Regions from separate parts of the Homo sapiens genome. Here all the other regions are linked to region 3. A link is a contact called in ENCODE Hi-C or POLR2A ChIA-PET data. All regions are on one chromosome and are shown on one strand. Each heading gives the region's core, a stretch centred on a gene start or an enhancer-like site at or near the end of the contact. The rest is flanking DNA. Distances are from core to core; before and after follow the strand shown. Region 1 overlaps PELATON (plaque enriched lncRNA in atherosclerotic and inflammatory bowel macrophage regulation). Region 2 holds the start of LINC01271 (long intergenic non-protein coding RNA 1271). Region 3 has its middle 78 kb from the start of LINC01271.

What was found. Hi-C counts contacts between places; a loop is a spot of excess contacts on that map. ChIA-PET counts read pairs that join two places held with the same protein, here RNA polymerase II (POLR2A). Pooled maps may share reads with other maps.
Region 1: a loop to region 3 is called in a map of heart left ventricle, with 8 times the contacts of the local background. The contact joins two enhancer-like sites. A Hi-C loop is called at or near these places in 9 of 168 maps with a recorded cell type or tissue (GM12878, MCF 10A, Right ventricle myocardium inferior and 5 more), 1 of 37 single-sample maps with no recorded cell type and 14 of 50 pooled maps. POLR2A ChIA-PET finds 5 or more read pairs at or near these places in 3 of 52 experiments (HepG2, activated CD8-positive, alpha-beta memory T cell and activated naive CD4-positive, alpha-beta T cell).
Region 2: POLR2A ChIA-PET joins it to region 3 with 35 read pairs in HepG2. The contact joins the promoter of LINC01271 here to the enhancer-like site in region 3. A Hi-C loop is called at or near these places in 13 of 168 maps with a recorded cell type or tissue (CD4-positive, alpha-beta memory T cell, CD8-positive, alpha-beta T cell, aorta and 8 more), 2 of 37 single-sample maps with no recorded cell type and 14 of 50 pooled maps. POLR2A ChIA-PET finds 5 or more read pairs at or near these places in 14 of 52 experiments (H1, HEK293, HepG2 and 8 more).

What each region holds. Positions count from the first base shown.
Region 1 is chr20:50,277,824-50,280,523 of GRCh38, forward strand. It overlaps PELATON (plaque enriched lncRNA in atherosclerotic and inflammatory bowel macrophage regulation), which reads left to right. Exons shown (of 4, transcript NR_170992.1): 4 at 354-1,965. Among named protein-coding and RNA genes, the nearest start is that of PELATON, 12 kb to the left of the region's middle. RefSeq lists enhancers at 1-186, 1,189-1,483. Within about 2 kb of position 1,293, at least 21 of the 41 ENCODE cell types and tissues checked have a DNase peak (open chromatin) inside an H3K27ac peak, as active enhancers do; they include gastrocnemius medialis and heart left ventricle, where a contact is called at or near this core.
Region 2 is chr20:50,319,955-50,322,654 of GRCh38, forward strand. LINC01271 (long intergenic non-protein coding RNA 1271) reads right to left here and starts at 1,388. Exons shown (of 3, transcript NR_109950.1): 1 at 1,121-1,388. RefSeq lists enhancers at 970-1,554, 1,555-2,140, 2,141-2,700.
Region 3 is chr20:50,397,743-50,400,442 of GRCh38, forward strand. No RefSeq gene overlaps it. Among named protein-coding and RNA genes, the nearest start is that of LINC01271, 78 kb to the left of the region's middle. Within about 2 kb of position 1,332, at least 22 of the 41 ENCODE cell types and tissues checked have a DNase peak (open chromatin) inside an H3K27ac peak, as active enhancers do; they include gastrocnemius medialis, heart left ventricle and heart right ventricle, where a contact is called at or near this core.

The DNA of each region.
Region 1 (2,700 bases), core at 43-2,542, 120 kb before region 3:
ACCACCCTCTCTGCTCCAGGGCCTGTAATTACCACTTACCCTGGTCAATGGGTCCGAGAGATTACCCTTGTAGGCAGGGCTGTGGCCAGGGTGCTCACCTGGCCCCCAGCAGGTCCCATGGGCACTGTCTGGCCGGGCTTCATGGCTGACATTCCAGGTACATTTCTAGCCCTGGGCTGCCATGGGCAGAGGGTGGGGAGAGGGTCGTGGGCTTCAGGCTGGACAAACCAGTCAGCCTTCCCAGCTGGGCCGCCTGACCACCCACTTCCTGTGGGGCTCCTTGAGGCCTGGAGGGTGGAGGGGGTCTCTGTTCAACCCCCACCCATGCCCTCTTCCCTTCTCTCCCTCGGCAGGTCCTCCCAGCAGCTCCTGCAAACAGACCCCCGACCCAAGCCCTTCCTTCTGCCTCCACTGCCACCACTGCTGCTCATCTCTGCTGGCACAGAAGTCTCTTCCCTGGTCTTCCAGAAATCCCCTCTCCACACTCAGCCAGAGGGAGCTATTAAAACTGTGGGCCAGCCCACATCAGTCCACAGCAAAGTCCTCTCTAAGGGATCTCTGTTGCTTGGAGAATAAACCCTCGGATTCCTTCCTTGGCTCTCGGGGCCTCCTCTCTGACCTCCCTCTGTCTCCTCTCCCAGCCTTCCTCCTCACTCACCCTCCAGCCATGCTGGCTTCCTCCTTGCTCCTGAAACAGCCTGAGGCCCACACTGCCCCGGGCCCTTTGCACTGGCTGTTTCCTCTGCCTGGAACACTTCTCCTAGGCATCCACAGGGCTCCCTCCCACAACTCCTTCGGGTGCCCACATGGGAAGCCATCCCTGACCACCCCCCCGACTTCCTTCTGAGCAAGGTAGGGTCTTTCTACCTAGTCATGAGGGCAGGGATTTTTGTCTGTTGTGTTCTCTGTGTGCCCCCAGTGCCATCCCAGTGCCTGGCAGATGGTAAGTGCTCGACACACATTGGCTGACTGCCTGAATGAACAACTCTATGAGCCGATGGCAGATAAGGACACTGAGGTCCTCTGGGGTAGGTGACCAGCCCAAGGCCACACAGCTGGTCTGAGATTAGGCCAGGAGAGGAGCCCGGGTTGGTCACATCCTGGAGTTGGCGTCTTGGAAACTGCATCAGGAGAATAACAAAGATGAGACGCAGGCTCTAACAAGTGGATACCAGTGACTCTCGCCCCGCCAGCCCCAGCCCTGCAGCCTTGGGCCCTTCCAGGAGTCATGGTCTGCCTGCCTGGGGCATTCCAGGCTTCGACCCAGGTCCTGCACTTTCTATTTTGAGCCTCTTAGTCCTGAGGACTGTGTGTTCCCAGCAGGCGGCGCGGGCCAGAGGCTGAGCCTGGGTGTGGCTGTCACCCTATCTGGGGCCAGAGACCCAGATTCCCGGGCCCTTAACCTGTTGGCTGCTGAGGGCTCTGGCATAAGCCCTGTTCCCTGCTTGATTGTCTCCCCTTCAAGCCCCTGCCCTGGTATCGTATCGGCCCATCTCACCTTGGATTATATCCCTGTTTGGCCCCATTTGAATCCTGGCTCTGCCCCTTTCCAGCAATGTGACCTTGGGCAAGTCACTTCATCTCTCTGGGTCTCAGTTTCTTCATCTGGGAAATGGGGACAATAAGAGTACCTGTCTCTGGCCATGTGTGGTGACTCATGCCTGTAACCCCAGCGCTTTGGGAAGCCGAGGCGAGAGAATTGCTTGAGACCAGGAGTTTGAGATCAGCCCTGGGCAACATAGTGAGACCCCTGTCTCTACAAAATTCTAAAAAAATTAGCCGGGTGTGGTGGTGTGTGCCTGTAGTCCCAGCTATTCTAGAGGCTGAGGCGGGAGGATTGCTTGAGCCCAGGAGTTTGAGGCTGCAGTGAGCTATGATTATGCCCCTGCACATCAGCCTGGGTGATAGATTGAGGCCCCATCTCTAAAAATAACAATACTAATAATAAATAAAAATGAAAATGAGTACCTGTCTTCTGGGGTTGCAGAGGAGATTCAATGTGATGAAATTGATGAGAGTGCCCTGCAGGGAGCCGGAAACTCAGGGAGCATCGATAATGAGTCCCCCACCATCAGCAGCTGGCTTAAATATAAAAACTGTCATGGCCTCTGGAGAAATGACAAGAATTCGAAGGAGCTTCCCTGCACTGGCCACCCTACACCCTACACCCTTACTTCCTCCCCTCAACTTGCCTGGATTTATCGACCCCCACTACCCCACTGGTTGCCTTCTCTCCACCTGGCACATTTCGTATGAATTTGCTTGTTGGTTCTTGCCTATCTCCCCAGTAGAACATTAGCTCCTTCAGGACAGGGACTTTTGTCTACCTTATGCACCTAGTGCAATGCCTGGCACACAGTCGGTGCTTAATAAATGTTTCTTAAAAGAACCAATAAATGAATAGTGACCTCTCCGGGGAGAGGAGCCCTGAGCTCACCTCCTGCCCCCAGCCCAGGGCTCTTAGGTGCTTGTTGGTGTCAGGCCCAGGCCCCCCTCTCATCAAGCAGCCAATAAAACTGCCCTGGTTGGCGTTCTCATTTCACAGATGGAGAGACTGAGCCCAGAGAGGGAGAGTCACCTGTCTGATGTCACACAGAGGTCAGCATCTGGGCTGGGATTCCAGCCCAGGACCATGTGGGGTGGGGGGCAGTGGATCAATCTTTTCCTGGAGGGAGTCAATGGTGATGGTGGGAATGGGTC
Region 2 (2,700 bases), core at 138-2,637, 78 kb before region 3:
CCTGGGACCATGGATGGGGCCAGAGGTAGCTGCAAGGTACAGGGACCCGGCGTGAAATTCCATCAGTTAACACTGTAGGTGAGGCTTTCCAGCTCCCTTTCGTCCTCCCTGTGATGCCAAGGGGAGGGAGAAACTCCACGTGGGGCTTGTGTGTCTTGAACACACATTGGCTTATACCTTGCTCAGGCCTGGAAGGCCCTCTGCTCACTGACGGAATCCTATGCATCCCTGGGAACCCAGCTCAAGCCTCACCTCTACGGGAAGCCCTTCCTGATTACACAGGTGGTCAGGCGGGGTCAGTCCTGCAGCCCTTCAGACCCGGTTGTGAATCCCAGTCTTGCCACTTACTAGTGGGAGGAGTCTCTTAACTTAGACATATTGTTTGACTAAGAGGGCCTCAGTTTCCTTATCTGGAAAATGGGGGCTTATGATAGCTCTTATCTCACTAGGTTGAGCTCCTACATAGAAAGTTTTAGGACAGAACCTGGGGAGATGTAGCTGCCCTTCATTCACACTTCAGTCTGACACTGATCACATCACAGTTGCATTCCTTTTCCTCCTGTCTCCTACACTGTGGGCAAGGGCTCAGCCTTTGTGATCTCTGTATCATGTTGCTGTACAGAACTCACACACAGTAGGCACCCAAGAAGGGCGGGTTGGCTGACGTGCAGAGGAACTCCCAGAATTCCACCTCTTCTCTCACCTCCACGGTCCCCACCCTGGTCCAGACCCTGCATGGCTTACCTGGACTATTGTGGTCTCCTCCTCCCTGGTTTCCTGGCTTCTGTCCTGAATCCTCCACCTCCAATCCATTCCCCACATGCAGCCAGAGAGATCCCGTGAGAATCTAAGTCAGATCTCGTCCCTTCTCTGCCTGGAAACTTCCCACAGCTCTCACCTTGCTTAGAGGAAAAGCCAAAGTCCTTCCCGTGGCTCATCCACTGTGGGACATGCCCCAGGTCCTCTCTGCTCTCTGTTCCTCCTCCCCAAGGCCTCATCCCTACGACAGTCTCCTTGTTGTTGCTCCGACACTCCAGGCTCCACCTCAGAACCTCGCATCTGCCGTTCTGGTTTCCTGGAGCACCCATTACCCCACACGGCCCGCTGCTCACTTCCTCACCTCCTCCAGGCCTCTGCTCAAATAGCACCTGCTAGGGAAGCTTCCCCCTGCTTCCCAGGTTTTGCTGGACTCCAAAGCTCTTTTCTTCCCAGAGGCAAAGCCCTTGGCTGGGGTCCTGGGCCCAGCCCGGTGACTCAGGCGGAGAAGATGCTCCCAGGCCTCCCGCTGGATTTGGGGCCCAGGGTCAGCCATGGGGGTAGGCGGTACCTAGGCTGTACCTGGCGCAGAGGCCTCTGCCTGCCCCTGCCGTGGGAGGCAGCCCTGCCCTGCACACACGGGCTTCCAGGCTGCGGGTGGGAAAGCCCCACATCCTCCTCTGCTTACCTGACTCCAGCTGACTCAGACCCCCAGCCCTGGCCAGAGGGGAGCCGCAGCTGCTCCGCCCCTTGATGGGAAGCAGAGCTGTGGCTGTGAGGGCCTGGCTGGGCCAGACACTGACTCACCTCTCTCTATCCCGCCCCTGCGCTGGGAGCCACGCCTCCCTCTGGCCAGAACCTCTTGGCCTTCTGCTGTGGGAGCTGCCCCAGGCGGAGTCTTCCCGAGGGGTGCCTTCTTCTGCCTCTGGGGGCCTTTCTGTTCCTTCAAGGCCCAGTTTGAGGGCCATCTCCTGCTAGGAAACATCAAATGCCCTCTGGCCAGAAGGGGAAAAGGATATGGGAGAGGTAAAATAATGATAATAATACCAGCAACAGTAATGAAAACAACTGTTATACAAGAATAATAGCAGCTAGCCATGCTCACTGTGTGCCAGGCACTGTGCTAAACACTTCACATTTTAACTCATTCAATCCTCACAATAGTCCTATGAGGTAGGAACTCTCATTTCCCAAGGCACAGAGTGGTCAGTATCCAGCCCAAGGCTACCAGCCAGCCAGTGGGAGGAAGGGATGTGAATCTAGGCAGCTGGACATTGAGTCGCATTCTCACCCCCAGCTCTGAGAACCGAGTGGAGGCCCCCGAGGCTGGAACGCAGGGAGCTGGGAGGGAGGGGAGCCAGGTCCTGGGCTCTGTTCCAGTGCCCGTCCCCACAGTGGGATTTTAAGTCTCCCCAGGCAGAGGCCAGCCCCCTCTCTCCAGGGGAAGAACCTCCCAGAGGGAGGGCCCTGCCGCAGCACAGGCTGGTGCTTGTTCCCTCCATTGGAGTGGAGCTCAGAGCAGAGGGTCTGGGCAGTCTACCAACATTGCCCAGCCCCAAGTGATGCCAGCCCCTGCTCTGGGCAGCCACCAAACAGGAATTCACACAGGTAGGGCAGGGACCATGGCGTGGGCACTTAACCCATTCACCCTGCCAGCCACACTGTGAAGTGGGGACAGTACAAACATCCGTTTTACAGAGGAGGAGACTAAGGCTCAGGGTGGCAGGACTTGCTCAAGGCCACAGAGGCAGAACATGGTAGGAGCGAATTCAAACCCAGGATTGTTCTGATGCCACACGGTCAGAGTCCCTTCTACTGGGTGGTGACACAGCATCTCAGTGAAGAACAGGGCAGGGTGGGAAGGAGACGCAGGAAAAAGCCTGGAGCCTCAGTTCACATCACCCTCTCCCTCTGGCCTTCCACTAACCTGAACTCACCAGTCCA
Region 3 (2,700 bases), core at 82-2,581:
GTCCAGCCTGGGCCACAAGACTGAGGCTCCATCTCAAAAAAAAAAAAAAGAAAGAAAGAAAAAAGAAAAAAAAATCTGGTTTACTGCTAAATGTTTAATGACACCTTCTCAACAAGGGGGAGCCCTGATTTTTACATGTATCCATTTCGGTGGTGTAAATAGTCCCACCATGGTCCATTTGGAGCTACCAGTGTGACTTACTGAGCATGGCATTGGGAAGAACTTGTTGTACTATTTCCACCGTGGGATATGGCATATGATATGATACAACACAACAGACGTCAATCACTTCAACAACACAGAGAACAGTGAAATGGTGAGAAAGTGGTGATCTGTGAGCAGTTGTTACCTTTGTTTTTGTTGTAACTTATTTAACTGGAAGTTCGTGCAATTTAATTCTTAGCGATGGCTGTGTGTGACAACTAGCTTGCAGAATTCGTGAGCCAGTAGGAGGTGGTGCCAGCAACCCCACTGGTTGAAAGCGACACGAGGGCAAGGATGTTTCCACATTGTTCCCGGCCGTTTCCTGGGGCCTGGAACAGTAGAAGGAGCTCAGGGTAGGTGTTCAGGCCGCATTTGTTGACTATTTTATAGTGCACCTGTTTGCATCAGAGAGCACAAACTGTTTGCCTCAACTTGACTTCATGGGCTGAGTCCAGCCCACAAGCAGGTGTCATTTGGCTCTCAGAATGTTTTGGACATTTTTACAAAATTTATTGCCAACGTTTAAAAGTCAAGGGTTTTGTTTTTTTTTTTTATGAAATCTCACATAAACCTAGATGTGTAGCTTCTCCTGGAAAATCAGAAGCTCTGGACCCGACTCCCTTATGACAACAGAGGCTGGAGCGGAGGGGCGCGCAGCCAGCCCCTTCAGACTGGGCATGGGCTCGCCAGTTTCCGCAGGCCCCACCCCTACCCGCAGTCTCACACCACGCCCACTTCATTCGTTCACGTAACCTGCTGGGCCTGCGGATATTTAAGTTGCAACTGCCATCTTCGCCTCCATCTTAGCACTTGTCACAGTGTGGGCCCGTCACAGTGTCCCTGCCAGACAGTGAGCACCTTGGGGACAGGCTCTGTGAGGGAGCCCCCCGGGGTCCCCACTCCTGGTACATAGTAGGTCCACAGGTTCTGGAACTAGATGAAATGTTTGTTGTCCAGTGAATGCCAGCCCCCACCCAGCTATCCGAATTGGGGCACGCACTAAACTCAAGCCCCGACCGGAATGTGACAAAGAGGTTGGCCGAGGCCAGGGTTTAAAAATACCCCAGGGCTGGTCAGCTGCGAGGTGCTTGGAGGTGTTGAAACAACCAGGCCAACGCTGGCTGGAGGCCAGTGCACCCACTTTGCTCTGTGTGATGTGGGCTAATGGGAGGGGTCACTAGCAGGTCCTGGCGTGCGGGGGTGGGGAGTGGGAGGAGTAGGTGCAGCCCCCTCCCCCACAGCCCTGCTTGGGAAAGGTCAGAGATGTTTATAAACAGCATGGGGTGACATGACATAATTTCACATAAAGGGTTACCAGGCAGGGCATGGACACAGGGCGGCCTCCTCTGATGTTTCCACGCCGCGGTCTCCTGGCATCAAGAAAGCCGGGATGCTGCTAGCACTGTGGTCTCCCCACGGCCTTCAGAACCATGGCCCAGCCCGCTGGAGCCAGGCTTAAAAATAACGCTCCCAGCACAGTCTCCTGGGGGACAGCCAGCATGGGGGCTGGACAGGGAAGGAACAAGCTCTGCTGGAGCGCCCACTGGATGCCAGGCACGTCAGAGGCATGAGCTCATGGAGCTGCACACAGGCCTTGGGAGGGAGGGACTGTCATCCAGATGGGGAAACTGAGGCTCAGGAGTGGTGCCACTGGCTCAGTGTTTCCCAGCAAGTGGCAATGCTGCCATGCCAATCCATGAGACAAGAGTGACAAGAAGGCAGGCTCTGTGTCACGCCGCTGTTCCCGAGTCCCTGGCACAGCGTTTGGCCTTAGCAAGCCTCAGGAGGCAGCTCCCATGGAACTTGTCCAGGATCGAAACCCGCTCTCCCACCACAGCTTGTCTCCGTCAAGGGCAGCCCATCCTTCCAGATGCTCAGGGCGGATACCAGGGCATCATCCTCAACTCCTCTTTTTCTCTCACCCCCACACCTGGTGCTTGCTGCTCCATCCAAACACAGCCGCCCCTCCCTGCCCTGGCCCAGCCCCACCTCTCTCACCTGACCCCTGCAGGAGCCTCCTTCCTGGTCTCCTGCTTCCACCCTCACCCTAACAGTCTTGCCTCCATCAGTGTCCAAGGTAACACACTAGACTCGTATCATCCATCACCTGAATGTATTAGGATGCAACAGTGAATAGAACACACATGTCCCCGTCAGCGTGGAGCTGACATTACGGAATGGGGGAGGAAGGGGGCATCAGCCTTCACAGGTAAATTAAATAGATCATGTTTCCAATGGCAGTGAGTACTAAGGAGAAAAATAAGCCGGGGAAGGAGGAGGGGAACATCAGAGAGGAATAAATCTAAATAGGGAGTGGGGGTGCAGGGCAGGAAAGGTCTCACTGAGCAAATATTTGAGTACGGCTTGAAAGAGATGAGGGATTGGGCAATGGGGATTTCCAGAGGAAGGGCATTCTTGGTAGAGGAAACAGCAAGTGCAAAGGCCCGAGGCCGGACCGTGCCTGGCATGAGCGAGGATGGCAGAGAAGAGGCCAGT